3 separate regions of the Homo sapiens genome follow, and regions 1 and 2 are each linked to region 3. Evidence: chromatin loops called from intact Hi-C (ENCODE). Cell type or tissue: heart left ventricle. All regions are shown on one strand. Each heading gives the region's core, and the rest is flanking DNA. Links, peaks and the distances in the headings are about the cores only. Region 1 overlaps MN1 (MN1 proto-oncogene, transcriptional regulator). Region 2 overlaps MN1 (MN1 proto-oncogene, transcriptional regulator). Region 3 has its middle 12 kb from the start of CPMER.

What was found. Hi-C counts contacts between places; a loop is a spot of excess contacts. Peaks named below come from ENCODE experiments on the same cell type or tissue, not always from the same donor. Only the 100,000 strongest peaks of a DNase experiment are listed, where the experiment ranks them.
Region 1: it touches region 3 in a loop (3-fold over the local background); 14 of 110 quality-filtered maps call a loop at or near these places.
Region 2: it touches region 3 in a loop (3-fold over the local background); 10 of 110 quality-filtered maps call a loop at or near these places.

What each region holds. Positions count from the first base shown.
Region 1 is chr22:27,779,438-27,789,659 of GRCh38, forward strand. The region is part of intron 1 of MN1 (MN1 proto-oncogene, transcriptional regulator); the gene reads right to left. Among named protein-coding and RNA genes, the nearest start is that of MN1, 17 kb to the right of the region's middle. RefSeq lists enhancers at 492-1,118, 5,960-6,487. In heart left ventricle, for the core only: no CTCF peak of the experiment used is centred there; DNase peaks (open chromatin) are centred at 800 and 2,914; H3K4me3 peaks cover 726 bases; H3K27ac peaks cover 2,505 bases.
Region 2 is chr22:27,773,704-27,779,151 of GRCh38, forward strand. The region is part of intron 1 of MN1 (MN1 proto-oncogene, transcriptional regulator); the gene reads right to left. Among named protein-coding and RNA genes, the nearest start is that of MN1, 25 kb to the right of the region's middle. In heart left ventricle, for the core only: no CTCF peak of the experiment used is centred there; a DNase peak (open chromatin) is centred at 2,826; H3K4me3 peaks cover 1,495 bases; H3K27ac peaks cover 1,979 bases.
Region 3 is chr22:27,721,740-27,731,961 of GRCh38, forward strand. No RefSeq gene overlaps it. Among named protein-coding and RNA genes, the nearest start is that of CPMER, 12 kb to the left of the region's middle. In heart left ventricle, for the core only: no CTCF peak of the experiment used is centred there; DNase peaks (open chromatin) are centred at 5,072 and 5,440; H3K27ac peaks cover 2,757 bases.

The DNA.
Region 1 (10,222 bases), core at 567-5,566, 55 kb after region 3:
CCAACGGCATGACCTGGTGACGGCCATGAGGAGGCAAGACACAGAGTTGGTTTTTATCTCCAGCATCTGTTGGTAGGAAATACAGCTCCTCATCTCCGTGCCCATAAGTGGTTCTAAGCACGGGCTCAGAAAGGCCTGGATATGAATCCACACTGCACCCCTGGGCAGGTCACTTGGCCTCTCTGGGACTCAGTTTTCTCATCTGTAAAATGGGGCTTGGCATGATGGGTGTTTAATAACTGTAGCTTGTTAGGATTCCTTTGCCACTCAGGGAGTTGGGCAGGAATGCAAAAGAAAAGCTGCCAGAAAGTGAACGCCAGGCCTGGGTCACCCAGGGGCCCAGGCCTCCACACCTCCTCGGGCTGGCCCCAGCTGGGCCTGTGCCTTCCTGTCGGGGTGACCTCTGCAAGGCCTGGAGAACAATGCCTGGGGGAAGGAGGAAACAGAGTCTCCCTGGACCAGGACATAAATTGTGGCCTGCCCAGCTCAGGGAGCCACTGACATGCCCCATGCCCTCCCACCTGTGGTAGGCTGAACCCTTACCTTAGGACCCCAGCACCCTGTCCTAGGGGACAGCCTAACTTGCCCTAACCTATGGCCCAGGGGCTCCAAACCAGAAGGAAAGTTTCTGCCATCTCAGAAAGGGCCAGAACATAGGGAAGGGAAACAGACATTTTCTCAGACACCTTGGGCTCAGATGAAGCACCGTTCAATGCACATCTACTATGTGCCGTCAGATCCCAGCCTGTCTGTGCTCCACACCCTCCCCTGGCTCCCGGCCACACTTTAGAATGGACTCCAAACTGCTAATCTGACCGTGCCTACAAGCCCCGAGCAGTCGGGCCCCTGCCTGCCTGAACTGTCTCTCCCCTCTCACCAGCAATGCCTTTTTCCTAAAATAGGCCCACTCCCCGTCCTGCCTTAGGACCTGCCCTCACTGTCCCCTTGCCCAACCCACTTCCTGCAGAGCTTGATACAGCTGGCTCCAGGGTGCCGGAGCCCATTGTTAAATATTCAGGAATTTTGCAATCCGGCTGACAGCTGACATCACTTTGGTGGCTTGAAATTAGGAGTATTTACACCACGGGAATCAGCAGATGCTGCATATCAGAGCATTTATTTTTCTCTCCCCCTACCCCAGAGAGCCAGGTGTTTAAAAGTAGAATCACCAGAACACTAGTGGCTGGCTCCTCGTCATCACTCAGGGATTCTACTTCACTGTCACTGCCTCTCAGAGACCTTCCTGGTGGCCCAGACTAGGAACTCTCACGCACATCCCCTCTTCTAATTCTCTGCGTTCTTCTTTGTTGTCTGTCATTCTGGCCCCTCCCCTAGAATGTAAACTCCATGAAGGCAGGGCATTTGTCTTTCTCCCCACTGCATCCCACCACTTAGAACAGCATCGCCATGTGGTTAAGTGCTTGGGAGTGTTTGTTGAATGAATAAATATGCCAGCCCTCTTGAATATAGACTATACTGCCTAGAAAGTTTTGAGTATTTTTTTTTTCTTTGAGACAAGGTCTCACTTTGTTGCCCAGGCAGGAGTGCAGTGGCGTGATCACAACTGACTGCAGCCTCAACCTCCCAAGCTCAGATGATCCTCCCACCTCAGCCTCCCAGGTAGCTGGGACTACAGGTGTGCGCCACCATGGCCAGCTAATTTTTTGTGTTTTTTGTAGAGACAGGGTCTCACTTGTTGCCCAGGCTGGTCTCGAACTCCTGGGCTCAAGTGATCCAGCAGCCTTGGCCTCCCAAAGTGCTGGGATTACAAGCATGAGCTACCATGCCCAGCCCTGAGTATTATTTTGAACCTAACCTCAATCACTCACTGTAGTTCAGAGTTTCTCAATCTTAGCGCTATTCACATTTGGGCCTGGAAAGGAGAGTAGTGAGGCCTGTCCTGTGCATTGTAGGACATTGAACAGCATCCCTGGCCTCCACCCATCAGGGACCCATAGCATTCTTCCTCCCTGCAGCCACGACAACCAAAGATCTCTCTAGACATTGCCAAGTATGCCCTGGGGGGGGCAATATTGCCCCAGGGTGAAGAGCATTCCCACTACCCTGTGGGAAGGGTGTTACTCTTCCCAGTTTGTAGCCAGGGACACTGAGGCCCAGAGAGGAACTGGACATGTCCAAGAGTCCCACATGGGAACAGAATAGCTACCTTCTGGCTGACACCAAAGCCCATGCTCTCACCAACCTGTCCAGATGCTCAGGCCCCACAGCAACCCTCTGAGAGGGTCCCAAGAATTATACCTATGTAACAGGTGAGGAAACTGAGGCTCAGAGAGGTGAATCACCTGCCCAGAGTCACACAGCACACGAGTGGCAGAGCCAGGATTCGATCCCAGGCTTGTCTGCCTCCTAAACCCTCCCACTATCTCCTGGGGCAGGGACGCTCATTCACTCTCAAGCTCTCTCTCTCTCTCTCTCTTGCTCTTGCTATCTCTGTTCAGCCCGAGCCTGCCAGGTTCCTGAGGCCCCACCTGAGTTGCCAGACGCAGGGGTTTAATTTTTCTATTGCTGGCTCCCAGACTGTTTATGGTTGACTCGGGCTCCTGGCAAAATGATCAGGGGCCGCGGACCAGCTCATCTCATGGATTCCCTCCACAAGAAGGCTGACCATTACTCACACATATCAGGGAACTATTCCTTGGGGGGCACAGGGAGAGCTGTCGGGTGGTAAAAAATACCTTGGCGCTACCATCCCACTGCTAGGAACACGTGCCCGATGGTGGCAGGCTGTGACCAGACCACAGGGTCTGAATGCCCCGAACAAGGAGAAGGTCTGCACATATAATCCTCCCCTCCCTTCCCCGGCCCCACACCGGCCCAATAGTGAGGCCTGAAATTGCTGACGCAGGGGCAGTGGGTCCCAGCCCGGCCCCGCCCTATGACATTGTGACATTTACTGAGCAAGTCCCCAGTGCCAGGCCCGGGGCTAAGTGCCTGAAGTACAGCCTGGCATCGTTTCCCCTCCAGCCGGCACCACTTGCAAGCCAATCTGTGCCTTTCATTTCTTCATCCCTAAGATGGGACAAACAATAGCGACAATGCCACCATGCACTTCCTAGGTTCACTGATGCCCTATATACGAACCACCTGGTATATAGTCAGTGCTCAGTAAAATCTGGTGCTGGCATATAGTACTTTCTCTGTGTTAAGCAGGCTTCTGAGTATCAACTCATATATATATTAACTTGCTGAATCCTTCTAGCCCCATGAGGCGGGAACTATTATTATTCTCTTTCACCGATGAGGAAATGAAGGAACAGAAAGATTAAGTAACCTGCCCAAGGACACACAGCCAGGAACTGGAATTGCTGGGGTTTGAACCCAGGTAGTCTGGCTTCAAAGCCTGTGCCCTTAGTCACATAATTATAATGCTAGCTAAAACATACTATTTGGTCCTCACAATATTTCTGTGAGGTACACACTTTTTTTTTCCTCTTGTCAATTTTATCTATGAGGAAAGAAAGCTGGGAGCAGTGAAGTGGCTTGTCTGAGATCACCCAGCTCGGAAGAATCAAAACGCCAGGGCTGAAACCCACAGCAACCATCTGACAGGCTATGGTGCTACTGCGGCTTCCCCAAGGTCAAGAATTCTCTCCTGCACGATGTCCACCTCCACAAGAGGAAGGGAACAAGGGTTGCCATCACCAACCACCAACCAGGGGATGTACGTCGTGCTGCTTTTTTTTTTTTTTTTCTTGAGACAGAGTCTTGCTCTGTTGCCCAGGCTGGAGTGCAGTGGTGTGATCTTGGCTCACTGCAACCTCCACCTCCAGAGTTCAAGCAATTCTCCTGCCTCAGCCTCCTGAGTAGCTGGGATTACAGACACCCACCACACCCCACTCATTTTTGTATTTTTAGTAGAGATGGGATTTTACCATGTTGGCCATGCTGGTCTCGAACTCCTGACCTCAGGTGATCCACTTGCCTCAGCTTCCCAAAGTGCTGGGATTACAGGCCTGAGACACCGTGCCCGGCCCTGTCATGGTGCTTTTTAAAAAGGCTTGGAAACCTCTAGTTTAAGACCCAGTTCTGGTCTGCACGAGGCTTAGCCAGATAAAATCAAATCCTAGCTCTCAGGTGAGGGCATTAAGGGGCAGGAAGGGAAGCCCAAGGCCAAAGGTCAACTATAGTCCTGTCCTGGCTCTGCGCCTGTGCTGTGTGACCTTGGCCAAGTTGCCTGCCCTCTCTGGGCTTTCGTTATCTCAACTGGAAAATGTTGTAGGGGAGGGGCACAAAAAACAGGAGAAGGTCTTTCCCATTCTAGAATTCTACCTAAACTTTCACATCAGTGCCATATTGATAGTGAAAAACCACAAGCTTGTGTTTTAGATGTTCACCTACTACAATGTCACAGGGTCTATCACTGTCAAGTCTGGACGTCTAAGCTGCCAAGGCGAGTCCGAATATCTCCACGTACACACACCCAGGCAGGGAAAACTGGGTCAGCAGACACTGGCCCATGGCGGCCAGTGCAACAAGCTCTCAAAGACTTTCCACGATGATGCCGCCGCAGGCTCCTGCTGGTCTGCCTGAAGTCAGCCTTCTAAGAAGTTCTGAATTTCCATTCCTCCCAAAATGGCCACAGAGGCCTTGGCAGAGAGCCGGCCCCTGAGAACTGCCCCTCAGAGGGTACTCGGGAGCTGGAAGCAGCCCCTTTCCCAGAAGTCGTATAAAGGGGAGCAGGACTGGGGACCCTGGATCTCCCCTGCAGTCATACAGAAGCCAGGAGCAGGGGATGCACCTAGGGGATCACAGGCACTCCCAGGGAGCAGGGAACTGAGCCTCCTCCCAGGCCAGGCCAGGCCTGAGTGCACACGGCTCAGATTTCAGGACCAGTTTCTCTGTTTGTTGAAACCGCCAAACACCCCCATATCCACCCAAAATGTGGGCAAACCCAGCCTTTCTCTCTATTTCAGCCTCAATGTGGATGGACTGTCAAAAAACACAACCGCCATTACCATCCGCTACACAATCTAATGTCAAAAATCTCAGACGCAGAGGAGGGAAGGTAGGGGCCTGCTGAGAACTAGGACACCAGTTTTTGCAGGCTTAAAAACAGATCAATTTTACTCTAAAGTTTAAAATGAAACATGCTCTTGTTTGGGGAAAGAATTTCATTAGGGGGAAAATATAATATAAAAATACCCATTTAGAAAGAATGTGCTATTAATTCTTAGCACTCTATGCAGAGGGGAAAATTGCATTTTTATCTAAATGGTTTTTCTGCATAAGCCATTTACAATATTCTTTGCCTGTCTGTAATAGGCCCTGCTACCATTAGTACTGGGACAACCAGGCTGAGGGCTGAAATCGCCCTCAAACACATTTAATACATAACCTCTGAAAATCTATTCCAACAGGGACCTTAGCGAACAGGCCGGCATTCCTTTTTTTAAGGAAGAAATAAATACTGCTGGGTTGTGGGTCGGGGGGAGTTGGGGAGTGGTGTGCTGATGCCGAAGGAAGGGACAAGATGGTTTAAGTTAAAAACAAATGGTATGAGTCCCTTTAGCCAGATGTAAAATTGCAATCGTTTTTTGGTTGGACGATTGCAACTATTTGATCGCCGGCATCTATATAGATGTGCGTGCTGGCATCCGCCACACACACACACACACACACACACACACACACACACACACGGGTTTCCATCAAACAAGCAAACAAGGAAAGGATGAAATTTGGGATATGAAAACAAACTATTTTTAAACGCTAAAGCAAACACACCAAGATAGTAATACTGCTATTTTCCCATTAAACCAAGTTTGTCTCAATTTGAAAAGCGAGAATAATCTAAACAATACTTCCAAACAAACTGCTCGGAGTCTGGGTGTTGTGGCCTCCGCCGTTCCTAACAACGGAAAAACCCCCTCTGTCGAGAAGCAAAAACACAGGCAGGGATGGGGCCGGCCGCTTCTCCACGTCCGGCCACGTCGCACCAAAGGAGTCCTCCCCCACATCTTACGCCTGGACGCCAAGACGTCTCAAACTTAAAAATGCAATACTTTTTCTTTTTTCCAAAAAGTTTTTTTAAAGTCTTCCAGCTCTTTCTCTCTTCGATTCCCAAAATAACTACTTACTTAATACCAAATGTTGGGGAACTAAATTAGTTCATTAAGGAAATGCAGGGGCCGTGATGGGCACCGAGCGTGGGGGCTCTTGCAACTTCGCTGCCATAAGCCAGAACGCCTCTGGCTGCTCTCTTCCGGCTTTACCTAGCCCATAAATTCTTCCTTTAAAACCAGGAGTCTAGAAATGTCATAATTATAGCTGATACAGGTAACAGGTGTGCCCCCCCCCCATGGCCCCTCCCAGCCCCACCACGGCCATCCAGACAAGCCTCTGGAAGATTTAGTGGTCTTGCCTGGGGTGTCGTAATTACCGGAAACGACTCCAGTTTTAAGGGTTAGATAAAGACCCTCTCCAAATTTAAGGCCAGACACCAATGTCCATTAGACTTTAACGGGCCCACATAAAAAAAGAAATTGTATCCTCATCTCTCCAAATGCCTGTTTCCTCAGCGCCTTCAGTTCATTTCAGGCTGGCTCAGCGCCGCAAAGACTCCGTCTGGCCCTCACTCTGCAAAGGCAAGGCCTTGGTGGGAACCGACGAGATGAGCGAGGAATTAAGCAAATGGTGGGGGGTGCCGAAAACACCATTTCTCAAAAACTGTTATGGCCGAACCCTGGCATTTTGATGGTTGTTTTTTGAGTGGAATTTTAGCCCATCTTCTGAAGGCAGAGAGACAGGAAGGCTGTGGGGAGCCCAGAGAGGAAGAGGGGGGCCCCCCAAAGAAGCCAGGCTGAAGTGCTCGCACCATCAAAATGACACATGCTCCCCTTTACAGACTCAGTGTTAGGAAAGGCCAAAGCTGAGGGCTGTTTTGCTTTGTTATTCCTTTTCTCAGCTTCCGAGACTTATGCATACTTTTTCTTCCTTCTTTGGAAGTCAAACGATGCATTTCTTAAAAGTTAAACACACACACACACACACACACACATCCTCCTACCACCACCACCACCATGTGTCAAGGAAGCAGCATAAAAGGTACTGCAAAGAGGTTGAAGATTCCCAACTGTCCACCCATGTGCAGAGACCTCTGGCCCACACGAGTGCTCAACTCCCAGTCAATTAAGAATTAATGCTGGGAAACTCTCAGGGTCGGAGAACCAAGGCACCAGAAGGAAGCCCGTGTTCTTTGGCCGTCTCCAAGGTTCTGGGAGGCTGGGTTTGCTCAACGACTGGGCTTTTTCTCCCTCCTCCTGGACGAGTGATGGTGAAAGGCGCCACTCGCCTCCTCTTCCTGTCCTGAGGAGGTGGTGGGAACCTAGACTACTGGTGGCCATTATTCTATGCCAGGCAATCCGGGCCCATTAATGCCCGTGCGCACACACACACACACACACACACTTCTAATCCCAGCAAAATGCTTCACAGGCGCTGAGCACAAAATAAATGCTTATTAACTAAACTGACCCAAAATAGTGAAATGTACAAGTAAATTAATCATGCCTTTCCCGGAGGCCTAACAGGATTACAAATTCGGCAAAAATTGACCGCATGGAGATCAATACGCGTCTACTTCAAACTGAACGAGGCCAAAACTTTGCATGAGCTTCTTCTTGGGGGAGAAAATTATTTATTCATTTCTTATTAAGACTTCTCAGGCCTGTGTGGTATGTGTGCACGTGCACGTGCGTGTGTGCACGCAAGCAAAGCCCGGCAAAAGGCATTCAAAGCTTTCTGCCCAGACAATTTAGAAATAGTCATGGCATAAGGATCGTGAAATTGCTCCTGTTCTAAAAAGCCAAATTTTGATCTGCAGCCTCCCTTCCTTCAAATACTAAACAATCGCCAAAAGTTACATTGCAGGGGATGAAAATGGCCAATTTGTTTTTAGTCAATTAGGTCTCACTGCAAAAGCATTAAGGGCTTCTGAAGGCTGGACCTGGGGTCTCCTGGAAGGGAGGAAAGAAGAGACTCTTAATTTCTCCAGCTCCTTTCCACACTTGGCTTATCTCAAGTCAGGGAAATCTTCCTCTTGCTGGATTTGTCACTTACTTTGGTCCCCTTTTTGCCTACCATTCAGAGAAAGGAAAAATATATATATTGTGTGGGAGGGCATCATGGGGCACACTTGCATTTCAAGGCATTGGGACCTGCCTACAAGGTCTGTGAAAGCCAAGATCATCCCTGAGGGTCTTGCTAGGAGGGAAGCCTTAGTGGCCACCTTACAGGATCACCAGGGGAAAGGTCACTCCCTTTTCCCACCCCCATCATCCCTCTTTTATGGAAGGATCTGGGCCTCAAGGGACCAGCTCCTCTGCAGGAATTGGCCACAGGCACGTCTGGGTCCTGACCTACCCAGGGCCCATCTGGGTCTTCATCCCCTTGAGCCTGCCTCGGCCACTAACTCAACAGAAACGGGTCCTGACTGCTAACAGACCCACAATGCGGTCATCCAGTCTCAGGCTGGGTCCTCCGGATCTACCTCCCCCATGCATGTGCAGCGATGTGGGAGCCCCGAGCCCCACAGGGAAAGCTTGGGCAAGAACCTTCTGTCCTTTGTGACGGCCGACACCAGCCGCCAAGTAATTCATACACCCTCAGCCTAGCCCAGGTGATGTTGTTATAAATGAATTCCACATTTATAAATTATTTTCCACTCGCGAACCCCAAGAGTCAGTAAACGACACTTCAACTCATGTTGACGCATTTCTCCCTGCCCCATCCGTCCCTCTGCCATGCCCCTATCCTGAGAAAATACGCCGCACCCCAATTTCCATCTAGTCTTCCTCACTGGAGGTGCTTCTCTCTCTGCCTTCTGATTTATTTGGAAATGAGGACCTACAGTGTCCACATCAGGATCGGGGCCCTAAAACTTGCAAGGACGCTTTCAAACAGCACACAGGGACCAGGAAGAACCCACTAACTTCTCAGCAAATTCTCAACCAACCCCTGCTTTCTCTGGAAGACTGAGCTTTGGGGATTTCAAAGCAGGCTAGGTTTTCTGCCGACTTCCCCACCCCTTCTCTGATCATAAGATGGTCCCTCAGAAGTATTTTACTCCTGGTGGTCGCTGCCAATCACTCAACAATGCTTGTGTTCCAAGATCCAAGGGCGTCTGAAAACACTGCTTCACAGTAACTGAAAAGGGTCATATCTTTTTTTTTTTTTTTGACATCTCATCCTTCCCTGAATGACTGGATGAGCAAGAAGTTATGTGTGTGTGTGTGCACGCGTGTGTGTGTGCACGCACGTGTGTACGCATGTGCGCATGCGTGGAGGGGTTCACTTATTAACTGTCATCTCACGTTCCAGGAGTTCCCAAATAGGACCAAGAAAACCAGACCAGGCACACTGGGGCCCTCAACTTTGACGCAGAGAGATTTCTCCTAGTCATACCACGCAAAACGAGTGGCATCAGAAAGACCCCCCCAGACGGTGTCACTCCAGGGAAATTTTTGTCCCAAGTGTTGAGATCAAACAAAACCATCATGCCCAAAACTCTTTAAATTCTTCTCAGCACTGAGAAGAAAAAAACTACTTTTAAATCCTCACAATTGAATGCATCAACGGGCCACTTAGTTCTCATGAGTCAGGCTGCTCGAAGAGCGAGCAGGAAAAACAAAGCTGCAAGGGTGCCTCAGCACCAAAGTTAGTCCACGTTTCCTCCAAAGACATGACCATGGCCATATACTTCTGAGTAACTATGCAGATTGTTTTTGAGACATGCAGGATAAAAACAAGACCTGGTTCTCTTGTGGGTATCTTTGAAGTCCCCAACTTTCCAAAGATCTTCTATAGCAATGGGTCCCAAATACGCCTCCGCCAAGGGGTCTCCCTGTTTCCCTAAACTATTTCCCAACACACCTTGCATCTCCCAAACCAAATACCAGCATAGGTAAGTCAAACTGTAGCCCAAGAAACCGAGATAGACAGAAGGAGCAAAATCCTAGGAGCAAACATTTTGGGGGAGTCCAAGATTTTCCACAGAGAGATCAAAGATGGGAATAAGATGGAAGCTTCTGGGCACATAGTTGATCCTATAAACTCCAGGGGAAGTAGGGCAAGGTGAGTTCGCTGGACTCAGAGCTTTCAAGATGAGAACACGAAAACGTGATTTCCCTCAACAATGTGAGTTTATATGGGGATGTTTATTGGGGAATTTTTTCTCCCTTTTTGGACAAGTCCATTCCATGGA
Region 2 (5,448 bases), core at 1-5,000, 49 kb after region 3:
TGGAGTGCAGTGGCACAATCTCAGCTCACTGCAACCTCTGCCTCCCGGGTTCAAGCAGTTCTCCTGCCTCAGCCTCCCGAATACTGAGGCACAGACACACGCCACCATGCCCAGCTAATTTTTGTATTTTTAGTAGAGACTGAGTTTCGCCATGTTGGACAGGCTGGTCTCAAACTCCTGAACTCAGGTGATCCACCTGCCTTGCCTCCCAAAGTGTTGGGATTACAGGCGTGAGCCACCGCGCCCGGCCTTGATCCTTTGATGTACATGAGTATCTCTCGCCACCCCCACGGTGCCCTCTCAGTGGTAGGGGCTCAGGGGCAGACACAGAGCAAACGGCCCCCTGGACAAACCTGCAGCTGCCAAATGCTTCACCTCCCGTGTGCCCAGATTCCCCCCAACTCTGCAGAGAAATGATCCCACTTTCCATTATTCTAATAATAATCCCTGAGGTCTAAAGAGCTCTCTGGGAGAATGCAAAACACGTCTGGGCAGATCGCTTCCTCTATACTTCACCGTCGTGAACGGGGATATTCCAGACAGGGCAACAGAGGCCTGGCCAGCAAGATAGATTCTAAGGCCACTGCCCAGTTAAAGGCAGAGCCATGAAGCAAATCTCCCTCCCCTCGCCCTGAAGACTTGAGGTCCACGCTCATCCCACCAACTGAAGAAGCTGGCATTTCCTCCCCACCAGAGGGAGCACAGAGAGGTGAAGCAACTTGCCCAGGGCCACACAGCCCCAGGTCGGAGGTCCACCCCACGGGTCAGACTAGGGCAGGGCCTCCTGCTTTCAGCTCCCACTGGGAACCCCCACCCTCCTGGCTATCCACGGAGGTGTTGATTATCACATGGGGTTTCTTCCCTCAGAGACTTCCTTGGTACCTACATTTTTTTCCTCCAATATTAGGAATAAATGATAATAATACCAATTAATGTGCACTGAAGTTTCCCAGGTGCAGGTCATTGCTGGTGAGTCTTTCTGCGCATGAACGGGTTTCGTGCCCGCAGAACCCCAGGGGGTTGACACTGCCATCATCCTCATTTCACAGATGAGGAAACTGAGGCTTAGACATAGCAACAGTCGTGACAATTCCATAAGGGCCCTGTGTGCCAGGGGCAGCTCTGCCAGGTACCAACCTAAGCCACTGGCAGACTAGACCCCCTGTCACCCTGACAATACCCAGGCCAGCTATACCCCCTCCTGAGCCCCCCATATCACAGACCATCCAGCTTGCATAGCCCCTGGGCAACTCCACAGGTGATGGGGAGCCGGTAGGTGGGAGGCCCCAGTTCTGTGCTCTTGTTCCTGCTTCCAGGGGCTGGTGATGTCTCATGCTGAGGAGCAGTCAGACCCAGTGGGCAGAAAGAATGGGGGATACATCAGGCTTTGCCATATGTCGGCTGTGCTCTCAGGCAGGTCCCTTCTTTCTCTGTACCTCGCCCTCCTCATCTATAAAATGGGTCCACAGCGGTAGCTGCTTCACAGCGGCTGGAGGGTGCTGTGGGTGACATGGCACATGCTCCACCCTCCAACCTGGCCCCCCGCCCTTTCGATGGCTACAGAATGATGGAAGGAATCCAAACACTGTATGTGAGTCAGGCTTCTTCTCTGACCAGACTCCAGAGGGTGGGAGTGGCCAGGGGTTCTTGGTACGCAGGAATCGAGGGTTCAGAACTGGGAAAGATGGGCCTCGCGTCCACTCCAACCTATTAGCAGCTGGGGAACTCAGCACATCACCACCCCTTCGAGGCCTCGTTTTCCCCATCTGTAAATGGGGCTATCTCCTGGGATGCTGACGAGGTTATAGCAGTGCATACCGCCGTGGCCCAGCCTGCCCTGTGTGACCACATGCATATGAGTGGCATCTTGCTCCTGGTCCGGAACACACCCACAGGTGCTCAGGACGTGCTGATGGAACCAAAACTCCCGCTTCACACTCTCCTAGGTGATGCTGCTATGACTGCCCTGTCCCACCCCAGATGTGATTTGTAGCTTAAAATCCTGAAAAAGGAGTCCAGGTGCCAGAGTCCCCTCCGACTCTAATGAAGAGAGGGGAAAGAAGTGCCCAGTATCCTTGAACCCAGAGGCAGGGCCTGGGCCCCAAAGGGTTAAGCTCAGCTCCGCTCTCTCCCCGAATGGAATGGCACCGACAGCAGCTGAGGCTGCCCCTCTGCTCCCTGCCGCCTGAAGCCTGACCCCTGACATTTCTACTCCCAGCCGCACTTGCATTTAAAAAAGGGAAGGAAAAAAAATCTAACCATCCACACAGACAAACAAGTTGGGCAGAAGGGAGGGGGAGCCACAAGGAAGCAGTGGGGGCTGCAAATTTCCTTTAGCGGAGTTCAGTTCACCCAAAAAAAATTTTTTAAGACCTAGAAGGGAGGCAGAAGGGGAGATGGGAGAATTCAAAGGTGGCAGACAAGTCCTCCGGAATCACCGGGCACCACTAAATTTTCTGATTAATTAACCCTGAAAGGGGCCTCTCTCCCGGCTCTTCCTGGGGGAGGCTCTGGCTAGAAGAGTTTGCAGTGGGGCAGGCTCTCTTGGGGGATTCACTTAGAGGTCCCAGGGGGAGCTCAATCCCGTCTCGAGGACGCGCTGTAGTTAAAGCCAAGGCTGATAAGGAATTTATCAAATGAGATTTACACAGGGAAACCCTAATTAAGAGGTTAGTCTCCAGTTTAATTGCCTTCAAACCTAGGCAGGCAGGCCCAGGCAGATGGATTTTCAGTCTGACCTCATTAAAAAATAATAATAATCAAATAGAATACAGAGCACAATCCAAAGTCTACCACAGGGCTAAGAAGGGCGGAGGCTGGGGGGTGGCTCTGAAAGGGCGGGCCTGGCCTGACCTAGAATCTGCCGGTCACCTCGGCTTGGCTGTTTTTCCCCCACCCTCTCCCTCTTTCTCCTCTCTTGAAATTCAGTGGTTCTGGCCTCCCCACTTTTTGAGGTTTTTTTTTTCCTCCCCTAGCCCCATCTCGCCTTGAAGCTGGCATGCTGGAATATAAATTGGAAGCATACATGCCCCCCCTCACCCGCCCCAACTCGGGCGGACGCCACATACCAGACAAAACGACTGCAGGCCTGGTCATCTGGGGTTAAGAATGGTTTTTGTTTTTGGCAAAGAATGTGGAAGAGCCCAAAGGAACTGGCCAGGACGATTGTTCCAGAAATGAAAGGGAGAGAAGAAAAAGGAGAGGAGGGGGAGCCGGTGGGGGAGAGGGAGACAGAGCAAACACCTGGGGAACCAAAGCCTGAGAGATTTTTCTGTCCCCCAGGAACTGGCATGCAAAAAGTTTTTGCCTTGGTCTTTAAAACGCAAGGGAGGGCATGGGTATTCCCCACTCTCTACAAATAGGATTTTGCTCCCTACAATCCCTTTACCGCCCCACCTTTATTTGATTAAACCCTAAATGAACACTTGAGGCAGACAATCACAAGAGATTTCTTCCGAAAGCAAAATCGAGATGAAACCTCCGGTCAAATGGGTTTGCTCACCATAGCGTGGATTTGGAGAGAGACGCAAGCAAGAAGAAAAGTTCTGGCTGGGTGCAGCATCTCACGCCTGTAATCCTAGCACTTTGGGAGGCTGAGGAGGGAGGATCGTTTGAGACCAGGAGTTCAAGAGCAGCCTGGGCAACACAGCAAGACCCCATCTCTATGAAAACATAAAACATTAGCCAGGTGTGGTGGCACACACCTGTAGTCCTAGATACCCTGGAGGCTGAGGTGGGAGGATCGCGTGAGCCCAGGAGTTGGAGGCTGCAGTGAGCTATGATGGTGCCCCTGCACTCCAGCCTAAGTGACAGAGCTAGACCTTGTTTCTAAAAAAAAAAAAAAAGAGAGAGAGAAAAAAAAAATAAAAGTCCAGCCCAGCACTGTGGCTCATGCCTGTAATCCCAGCACTTTGGAAGGCCAAGGTGGGCAGATCACTTGAGGTCAGGAGTTCAAGACCAGCCTGGCCAACATGGTGAAACCGTGTCTCTACTAAAAATACACACACACACACACACAAAATATTAGCTGGGCGTGGTGGCGCATGCCTGTAATGCTAGCTACCAGGGAGGCTGAGGCAAGAGAACCGCTTGAACCCAGAAGGCGGAGGATGCAATGAGCCGAGATCACGCCACTGCACTCCAGCCTGGGCCACACAAGTGAGACTGCATCTCCAAAAAAAAAAAAGAAAGAAAGAAAAGAAAAATTCTACAGGGTACATCATTTTTATCCTGAGTCAGTGACCCAGGCTGATGACAAAGCAGTGGGAACAGCTACCAGGGATTCCTACCCACCAGGCACAGCTTTTAAGGGCTACACATGGTTTGTCTGGTAACTGCCCGTGGAGAACCCGTCACCATATATATGCAGAGTAGAAGGTGTGATTAATGCGCTCTTAAATATTATTAGCATTGTTGCCGTGATTTTGAGGAGTTTCCCAACACTAACGAGGGACTGATTTTTCCAGCCCTACACAAACAGGGAATCTAAGAAGTGGGTATATGGGGCCAGGGTATTTAAAACTCTAAGGAGTTCCAGAAAATGCACAATTTTTGTCTCAGATTCATTTTCTCACTGGTTGGCGTTGTAACACATCTAGCCGTTGAGGGAATTTCTGCCAGCTGCCGCGGCCACTTTCTCTTTCCTGAACGGCACCCAAGACCACCCTCCTAAATTCCGCAGGCAAATCTCTCACTGCCCACTGGAGAATGAGCCATCCCACAGGGGGACGCCCACTCCTCTCCACTTCATGCAACGTGTCATCCCCCTCCCCTCACAGGTTCCCGATGCTTCCTGTGCAGGAGGAGAAGCATCTGTATTTATGCCAAGGCTTAGTGACGTCTGCAATGTGCCAGACGCTGGGCGGAGTGCTTTTCATTATCTGTCTTAATCCTCGCCACGACCCCGTTTAACCCAAAAGACAGATGAGGAAACTGAGGCCCGGGGCAGTAAGGAGATCAGTCCAGTGGAAGGCCACAGGCCTGGCTTCCTGCACTGTCCTCCTCCCCGAGGTCTGGGACGTAAAATCTGACTCCAATGCCTAGCCATCAGGTGACTAATGGAGGAAATGTGAGCATCCTCGTGTAGCCCACCACAGTCAGGTGGGCCCTGATGTCTGTAACAAGCCTCACTCGGGTAGGACAGTGGCTGAAGCCCAGACCACAGCGGCCCAGGCAAATGCAACCTACGAAAGCAGAAGCTGGCTAAGACCAGTGTTCTCAAGGATAAGGGAGGAAGAAATGAGGTGGGCGGGGCTGGGACAAGGAATTCCCATACAGGGGCATCCCTTCCTTCCCTACCCACCCCTGCAGAGATGGGGGTGAAGATCCCTGACCCCGAACCAGCCCCATCTGGGTCCATCCCGGTCCCTCTGCAGGAAATCCTCATCACCCCTCCTACACCTCAGGGGCCAAAGGCAGCAGGGTGCCAGGGTGACCATGATGAATGCT
Region 3 (10,222 bases), core at 2,951-7,950:
GAAACAACCCCGATTGGGCTGGGCATGGTGGCTCACACCTGTAATCCTAGCACTTCTGAGGCCAAGGCGAGTGGATCATGAGGTCAAGAGGTTGAGACCATCCTGGCCAACATGGTGAAACCCCGTCTCTACTAAAAATACAAAAATCAGCCAGGCATGGTGGCGGGCACCTGTAATCCCAGCTACTTGGGAGGCTGAGGCAGGAGAATTGCTTGAACCCAGGAGGCGGAGATTGCAGTGAACTGAGATCGCGCCACTGCACTCCAGCCTGGCGACAGAGGGAGACTCCATCTCAATAAAAAAAAGAAACAACCTCAGTTGGATTCACTCACAAGAACGTCTCTGTATCCATTAGATTTTGCTATGCAACAAACTATATCAAAACTTGCTGGCTTAAAACAAGAAACATATTTAGCTCACAATTCTGCTGATCTGCAGTTGGGCTGAGCTCAGTATGGCTGTTCTTCTGGTCATGACTGGGCTCACTCCTATATCTGCAGTCAGCTACCAGGTGGGTCAAGGCTGGCCTCAACTAGGACAGCTTGGCTCTCATCCTCCATCATGTTACCCCAGGCTTATTTTCATGGCAGATGCAGGTTTTGAGAAGGAATAGAAACTGAAAATTTCCTTTAGGCCCTACTTGGTAGCACAATGCCATTTCTGCCACACTCTACTGGCTAACACAAGTCCAGTGCTATGGACTAAATTGCTTCCCTCCAAAATTCATATATGATGCCCTAACCTCCAATGTGACTATATCTGGAGACAAGGTCTTTAAGAGGTGATTAAGGGTAAACAGAGTCATAAGGGAGGGGCCCTAATCCAATCAGACTGTGGCCTTATAAGAAAATTAACAGAGAGATCTCTCCCTCTCTCTACCACATGAGGACACAGTAAGAAGGTGGCTGTCTGCAAACTAGGAAGAGATCCCTCACCAGCATCCAACCATGCTTGGCACGCTGATCTCAGACTTCCAGGCTCCAAAACTATGAGAAAATAAATTTCTGTTATTTAAGCCACCCAGTCTATGGTACTTTGTTCTGGCAGCCTGGGCTAATTAAGACATCCAGAGTCAAGACATGGGGAATAGATTCCATCTTTTGATGGAAGGAGCTGCAAAGCCACATCATAAAGGGGCATAGATAAGAGAAGGAGTGGGTAAAGAGAAATTGAGGACTTTTCCAATCAGTTTAACACCACAGAGCCTACAAAGTAGAATTTCTGTGCACCAGCTTTGAAATAACACAGTCATTGTGGCTCTGCCATTTTCTAGCCACTTGGTATTTGGTAAGTCACTCAACCTCCCTAAGCCTCTACGTATTCATCTGCCAAATGGGAATAAAAATAGTGTCTACCTCATAGGACCATCATGAGAACTAAAAGAGACAACATGTTTGAAGTGATTGCCACCCTGTAGGTGCTCAATAAATCTTTGCTCTTCATCATCAATACCACCTGCACAGACTAGTAACATGGAGGTTGAAAACTGGACCTGAGTTTAAATTCTAGCTCTGTCATTTGTCAGCTGTGTGACCTGGAGTAAGCCCCTTGACCCTCTGCACCTCTATTCCCGTATCTGCAAAATGGAGAAAATAATAAACACTACCTCCAGGGGCACTGTAGGATTCAGTATAATAATTTCTAAGAGAAGCTCAGCTCAGTAGCTGGCACAGCATTGAGTTCTTGGGAAATTGACATGATTATGATTATTGACATCTGTAAATAGGAATACCCATCTCAAGAGTGGCTCTGAGGAACAACAAGGGTAATGAACCACACAGCACCTTGGAAGCCAGGAAAGGCTTGCATTTATCAATATGGTTTTAGTTGTATGAGACAGAAACACAAATCCAGTTAGTTTAAGCAAAACAGGAGTTGTTCTTAGCTCTTGTTACCAAAAATTCTGTGAGAAGGACAGGTGTGAGACAGGCTCCCAGGATGCCAACCTCATCTAGACATTGCCTTTGACTTCATCTGCCTCTCTTTTTACTGGTCACTTTCTTTTTTCCTTATCTTCACAGAGTGGGGGACACAGCCACAGACAGCTCAGGACTCATCTTCATGGAGGAAAAGGGGCTGCCTTCATCCAGCCCAAGGGCAAAAATCCCAGAGAAGAGCTCCGATTGGCCCACTAAGAGTCACATGACCATCTTTAGCCCAGTCACAGCAGTCAGAGAGTGGGATAGTATGATTGGCAGCCCCCAGCAGAAGCACTTATTGAGAAGAGGAAGAACAGATGCCTGGAAGGAAAGGACGGTTGTGGGATTGGTGGGGGTATATTCTGTGTAGATGAAACAAAAAGGCCTGCTTTTGATGCAGAACAGGTGAGCCCCAAAATTTGGGCTTAGCCTGGGAGGGTTCTTCCCTTTGCCTAGGAAAGAATTCAAGCACAAGCCAGTGGTGGTAAACAGCAGCTTTAATTGAAGTGTCAGTGTGCAGCAGCAGAGGTACTGCTCTTTGCAAAGCAGGGCTACCCCATAGGCAGTGTGCCCAGAGTAGCAGCTCAGAGACAGTCCTACAGTCATATTTATACCCACTTCTCATTACATGCAAATTAAGGAGCAGTTTATGCAGAAATTTCTAGGAAAAGGATGGTAACTTCTGAGTCGTTGGGTTGTTGTCATGGAAAGGGGCATAACTTCTAGGTGTTGCCATGGCAATGGTAAACTGAGATGGCACACTGGTGGGTGAGGGGAGTCTTGTGGAAAGCTGCTTCCATCCTGGCCCTGTTTTAGCTAGTCTTCAATTTGGTCCAGTGTCTGAGCCCCACCTCTGGAGTTGAGTTCTGCCTCCTACTTCAGTTTGGCTCTGTTCCATTCCCTCCAAATCTGCTTTCCCCATTTGACAGTAGAAACCCTTAAGGCTCAGCCAGGTCAAGAGACTCAGGTCACACGAAGTAGGAAAATGTAAAAATAACTTCTAAACTTCACTCTTGACACTATGTGATGCTGTGCCATTTGGAAGGGTCCCTTTTGCCTACGCAGCCCTGCTCTGCACGTCACCCAGCCTGGCCCAATTTCCCTGCATCTTGGTCTCTGTCCATGTGTCCTTGGCACACATATGGAATGAGCTATGGCATTCAGTTGCTCCCTCCCGGACCAGTTGCCACAGCCCGGTACTGCAGGCCCATTCAGCTGAGTCTTGGAGTTGTCAAACATCTCAGAAGCAGTCACCTACATATTTCAGGTCCAGCCAATGCAGCCTGCCTTTGTCCAGCACCATTTGCTGCATATTTCAAGAGAAATTAGATCCACATGACCAAATTCCTCCACACTCATCTCACTCAGGCCAGGGTTTGGCATGAAAGGGCTGTGGGCTGTGGAAAGGTTTCCCTCCCTCCTGCTTGGGACCAGAGCACAGCTACTGATGCGAAGGGGATGACAAGCCCCCAGCCGAAAGTGCAACCAGAGCCTTCAAAGGCTTAGCCCATAGGGTCAGAGCAGGACAAGGGCCTAGGAAGAGAGAAACCTGACATCTCAGCACCCTGGGCACAGGGGAAGGCTAGGGTACAGCCCTTCCCAGCTGCTGGCTGGAAACAGGATGCATGGAGTCCAGAGCTCAGTGCTCAGAAGTCAGGCCAGGCCAACCTGGCACCCCAGCCCCACTCTGCCACTCTGTAGCCAGGTGGCCATAGGCAAGCCTCAGTTTCCTCATGTGAAAAATGGGGATTAAAGTGGTGTCAATCCCACGGGAAAGTGGTCTCATAATGACATTGAGGTGAAGAATGCAAAAGTAAATGTCAGTTGGTACTATTATTATATTGTTACCACCATCATCATCACCTTCATCAGCACCATCACCATCATCATCATTAAAATCATCACCATCACCACCACCATTATCACCACCATCGTCATCACTATTTTCTTCACCATATGGTTACCATCATCATCACTATTACCATTATGCAAAACTTAGTGGTTAGGCCAGGTCTGATGACTTCATCACCACAACCACTGTCCTCCTGCAGATCACCATCATCTTTAGCCTGGAGTACTGATAGAATCCTGTAACTGCCTAGCTGCCTCTAGTGTCACTCCCTCCAAAACCCTTGCTTCTGCTCAAAGCCATTCCATCATCCATAGAGTAAAGCCCAGGCGCTTTCACGTGGCATCAGGGGACTTTCCCCTTGTGCCCCTTTCTGCCTTATCACTCACACCTACAGTCACATCAAGTGGTTCCCCTTTCTACAAAATGTGCCACGCTTCCCTATGTTTCCAGTACTATACACCAGCTGTTCCCGCCACACAGAATATTCTTCCCAGTTGCCTCTCAAGCTCCCAGTGACCTTTCAGGGTTCAGCTCAAATGGCTCCTCGACAAAACTCCACTCTATCCTAGCTGGACAGCATTGCCCGTAGAAGGCTCTGGACTTCTTTGTCAAAAAGGGAGACAAGCATGAGTTGGAGACAGGTGTAAAAGAGGTATCAGCACCAACAGGAGTCTTTCCCTGATGCCATGAGAGGAATTGGGAGGAAATAGCTGTCTCAATGGGGAATTCAAAATTATTTATCTCACGTCCCACTAAGGGGAATGCACCCAGCCCTTCAGGACGCACTGGCATGCATGATGTACCAGGGAGGGGCTCCACACAGAAGTCTACCTCCCCCACGATCCTCTCTGAGCAGAGCCAGCCCCACATTTGTAGGGGACGTGCCTGTTTTATGGCTGAAGTTATATAACTCATCCTTCTCTGAAGCAGACATTCTTAGTTCAAACCCTGACCCCACCCCTTCCCGTCTATTTGAAAGACTTAGTTTCCTTGGCTATACAATAGTTGGTTGTGCTCAAGGACCTCTGGGAACCCTTCCTGTCCTAAGCAGAGAGACAATAGCCTGTGAATCTGGCAGTCCTGTATTCCATCTGACAGATCCGTCCACCCTTAACGTGAGAATAGGAGTTACCCTGCAAGTGTGCTGGAAGTTCCAGCCCTCTGCTTGCTGTGAGCAGGCTCTGAGCCTCGGTGTCCCTAGCAGGGCAGATAATGGGCTTTCCTCTTGCACAGGACTCTTGTGAAGTCTGAATGGCTCTTTCTGAACATGGAGCCAGGCACAGGGGATGCCCCTGTAGCCCTAGTTGTGCATGACTCACGACTCTTATCCATTCCACAACAAGAGCCCAGCCCCAGTGGCCTCTGGCTGGGAGGGGGTTGGAGAGTGAGTTCAGGGAAGCTAGACGCCAGGAAGGGCCACACCCAGTGCCTATTGCTCTCCCCCAACCCCCCACACTCTTTTAAATCTGCAGCCTGCGTGACAGTGCATTTGGCTGGATCCTTAAAAAAATAATTTCAGAGAAAATGCAAATGACACAGGAAAACAAGTTGCAGATGGTGCGTGACTCCCACAAGAGCACCGCCCTGGCTCCTCCCGGGTCCTTCAGCAGCGCCCCTGTTGTCCACCCCCCACCAAGCTGACTTATGGTGTTCCTTAGGGTGGCCCAGGGGAGCCAGCCATGCGGGAAGGGCCCGGCCTCTTTCTTGAAAGGAAGAAAGGAGGGAGGGGGCGGAGCTGTCTACCACCTGCTGGCCGACCCTGCTTCAAGCCATCTCAGCTGCACACCTCCTGGGTGTCAGGCCCTGCCCTGGCGACACCACTAGGATTTGATCTGATCCCTCTGCCCCAGGAAGGAGGCAGATACCTTTAAACTTCAGTGCCTTAGGGAACTATGCTAAGGGAGGCTTGCCTGCTTCATTGATCCACCTCCTACCAGTCTTTCTTTTCTCCTTGTGCTCCAGTCACACTGGCCAACTTGTTGTTTCTTCACACACATCAAACTCTCCCTACCTCTAGGCCTTTGCACTTGGCTTCCTCTGCCTGGAAGGAGTTCTCAAATCCTTCCTCTTCCAAAGACCTTCTCTGATCACCCACTACATAGTAGTCCCACCCCATCATTCTTTATTAAAGCACACAGTTCGTGTCCTTCATAACTGTTTTTACAATTAATAACAATGTACTGGTTTGTGTTTCCTTGTCAATTGGTGGCAACAAGTCAGTGTATTCATCAGTGTTTCCCCAGGGTCTACCACGATGCCTAGAATATGAAGGTGCTCAAATATTTGTAGGAGGGAGAAATGAAATGTTCCTTGTTGGGTGCTTGAAAAAACAAAGAGGCATTTGAGCAGGGTTCTGAAGGATGTTTAGGAGTTCATAAGCAGGGGGGAAGGTAATGGAGGCAGATGAATAAAATGAATGAAATGGAGGCAGATGAATGAAAGAGCAGGGAAACTTGAGCATGCGGGCCTAAACATGAGGTTCAGGGCCCACAGGTGAGCTTCAAATGGCGTGGACTTAAGCCCAGCTCCCCCATTCACAATGATCCTGGGGTTGTAACTTCAGCTCCCTGAGCTCTGTTTCCTCATCTCTAAAACAATAGGGTTGGGTAAGGATTTGTAGAAAAGATACACGGGCTTGGCACACTACTGGACATATAGTCAGTGGGATAAACAAGGCAGCTGCTATTTTCATGCAGGGATTCAGCAGAGGGACTTCTAGGCCCCAGGCTAGGAGAGAGAGAGAAGGGAGGGAGGGAGGGTGGGAGAAAGAAGGAGACAGAGAGAGGAAGAGAGGGAAAGAGAGAAAGAGAGAGAGAGGTGGAGAGAAAGAAAGAAAGAAAGAGAAAAAGGGAGGGAGACAGAGAGAGAGAGAGAAAGAAAGAGAGAGAGAGAAAGAAAGAGAGAAAGAAAGAAGAAAAAGAAAAGAAAAAGAGAAAAGAAAAGAAAGAAAAACAGAAAAAGAGAAAGAAAGAAAAAAGAAAAAGAAGAAAGAAAGGAAGTAAGGAAGGAGAAAGAAAGAGAAAGAGAGAAAGAAAGAAAGAAAGAAAGAAAGAAAGAAAGAAAGAAAGAAAGAAAGAAAGAAAGAAAGAAAGAAAAGGAAAGGAAAGGAAAGGAAAGGAAAGGAAAGGAAAGGAAAGGAAAGGAAAGGAAAGGAAAGAAAAGAAACCTGAGACATCTAGGCCATCAGCAGGGCTGTGAGGAATTCCTTCAGCTTCATGCAGAGAGCCAAGTTCCAAGTCGAAATCGTGGCTGGGGGCCTGGGCCAAAGAACTGGGGGGATAGAATTTGGAGTCACATGACCCTTGAGCAATGCTTTGAGAGACTCTGGCTTAAACCTCCATCTTTGCCTTCACCTAGTCCTCAAGGTTCCAGGCTTTGGTAGTTTCTGCTGAAACTCTTTCAGCTGCCCTTTGCCCAGGCTGCAACCTCTTCCAGAAATGCCCTTTCTCCAGCTGTTGAAACTCCCAGCAAATTTGCAGCCATCTCCATGGCACTTCAGTCAGGCGCTAGCACTAATGCCCAACCCTCTGGCCACTTACAGGACAACCATAGTCCTGACGTTTGTCTCAGGGTCTGAAAGTTTCCAATCAGTGCACTTAGGCTAGGAATAGAGAATCCCATCCACCAAACTAGAAGTTCCTCAAGGAGTGGGATCAGGTTCGCCTTGCCCAGCACGCAGGAGGTGGTGGTCAGCTAATGTTTGTTGAATGAATAAATAAGCAAATGCTTGAACTGTAGAAGGCAGGGGAAATGAGCTTAACCCCACCTCTGCCTTCACCAATACCCCTTCCCCATGACGCAAATCTTATTTCCAATCCAATCAGGAGAAAACTGAGGTTCAGGGAGGTCCTAGTTTGGCCATCTCTGATCTCATCTGAGTCTGTCCCTTTCTGAGTCTGTTTCCCCATCTGTATGGGAAGTAGCACCCCTGGTGCAGGGCCAGCTTCATGAGTGTGTGACGGGGGCAGTCATAAGCCGGCTGTGTCTAAGACTAGGTGGGAGTGGTGACGTCCCCAGAAGGCCCCACTCTCCATGCACTTTTCCTTACCCTGAAGGCAGAAAGAGGCAATGATGTTCTAAGACACACAAAGGACCAATGTTTACTTAAAGGACTCATGTTTACTTCTGCAGGAAAAGAATGAAGGGAAGAGGAAGACAGAGCAACCCACAGTTCCTTCTTTCAGCCTTTCCTCACTCTTCAGTAAGCCAAAAGTAGAGAGTGTTAGTACAGTATGCATGTGGCAAGAAGTGAAATAAAAACAGTTGATTTGGTCAGGCTCAGTGGCTCACACCTGTAATCCCAGCACTTTGGGAGGTCAAGGCAGGAGGATCACTTGAGGCCAGGAGTTTGAGACTGGTCTGGGCAACATAGCAAGACACCCACCTGAACAAAAAATTTAAAAATTTAGCCCAGGTAGGGTAGCGTGTGCCCATAGTCGTAGCTACTCAGGAGGCTGAGGCAGGAGGATCTCTTGAGCCCAGGAGTTTAAGGCGGCAGTGAGCTAGGATAGCACCACTATACTCCAGCTGGGGTGACAGACCAAGGCAATGTCTCAAAATAACAATAACAATAATAATAGTAATAATAATAATAATAACAGTTGAGTTAGTTTTGAGCAGCGTTTCTGCCATTCTGGTAATAATGAAATGCCTGTGTGTGTGCAAGCTATAAATATGAATTTTGTCATTTCAGTGATTCCGCTTACAAGTTAAATGCTCTAATATTTGCGCTTAAAACAGGCATTGTATAATATAAAGATGAGTGGTAAAATTCATGCTAATAACTTATAAAAGTTTAATTTTTCTTTACTTAGAAGGATATTAAATAGCAAATAAAAAATGCCATGACAAGGCAAGAGAGAGAGACTACGGAAGAAAGGAAAAAGTCTTTATATTTTAGTACATTTCTTAATGCCATTTTTCTCTGCTTTTTGAACAAGGGGCCTGGAATTTTTTATTTGTTTTTCTTAGAGAAAAGGTCTCACTTTGTCGCCCAGACTGGAGTGATGTGGCACAATCATAGCTCACTGCAGCCTCCACTCCTGGCCTCAAGCCATCCTCTTGTCTCAACCTCCCAAGTAGCTGGGACTACAGGTGCACGCCGCCACGTGCAGCTAATTTTTCTATTCTATTATTTGTAGGGATGGAGTGTTGCTGTGTTGCCCAGGCTGGTCTTGAACACCTGCCCTTAAGCGATCCTCCTGCCTCAGCCTCTGAAAGTGACCCATGACAAATGTAATCCAAAAAGCCTGTGTTTTTATTTCGTACCAAGGCCTGCAAATGATGTGGCCAACCTGCCTTGAAATGGCAAGAAGCCCAGCCCAACCACATCTGAGCTCACAGCTCACAGCCCTTGATCCCCCACCCCCATGTGACACTGGCCTGGCCACCTCTCCACCTCCCCAGCACAAGAGGTCATCAGGCTCCAGGACGGAACAGTTGAGCGGTCGGGGAATCTCTCAACCTGGGATATGCCGCCTGCCTAGAAGACCTAATTCCAGAGTCTACATCCAGTGGGGTAAGTCAGAGGGTCTGGACAAGGGCCTGGGCCTCTGGGGTTTTTTAAGTGTCCCCATGTCCCCAGCCCCGAGTGATACAGATGCTTTCTGAAGGGGGAAATCCCTGCTCCAAGCTCCAGGGAGAAAAGCCACTTCATTCTGGAGCCTGAGCAGCTCTAGGTCCCTTCCACACCCATCAGAGAATTCAGTCCTTCTGGAAGGCCTTCAGTGGGAGCCATGGAGCCCATTATACAGCTGACAAAACTGAGGCCTCCAGAGCCACCTGGCTTGCCTAAGGCCACGCAAGGAGCAGAAAGTCCAGTGGAATTCCAACCCAGGATCTTCCGATACTCTGGAGTCACACAAAGCATTCTTCTAGCCCAGGGGGAGCCAGGCTCTGGGGATCACAGAACTCAGGCTGTGGGCACCCGCTGCAGGTCCCTTCACGCCCTGGCCTATTCCCTTATCTTCAAGTCGGCCATGTCAGGAGCCCTTCACCATCCCATCCCCATGCCCACCTTTAACTCAACACGGGGAAAAGATTCTAAGAAAACACAAGTGTTCTGGATGGATAGCACTGGTTCAGATCCTGGCTACTGACCCTGGGCAGATGCTCTCCTTCCACACTGGCTTCCTCATGTGTAGCAAGGCTTGATGCTTCCACAAACCCCCAGGCCCACGTAGACACAGGTGTAGACATTGCCCCACACTCCCCATCGTGAGCCCCATGGGACAGGGGCTTTGCTCCGTCTACCAGTGAATCAATCCCCCAAGCCTGAAACAGAATCTGGCACACAGCAGATGCTCAATAAATATTTGCTGAATGAATGAATGAATGAATGAATGATGGCAGTAAAAGTTCACACTCTATTATGTGCAATCCTAAAATCTAAACCAGCTCTCAAAACAGAGAGATCTTCTCAAACTCATATGCCTGAAGGTCTTTATTTATC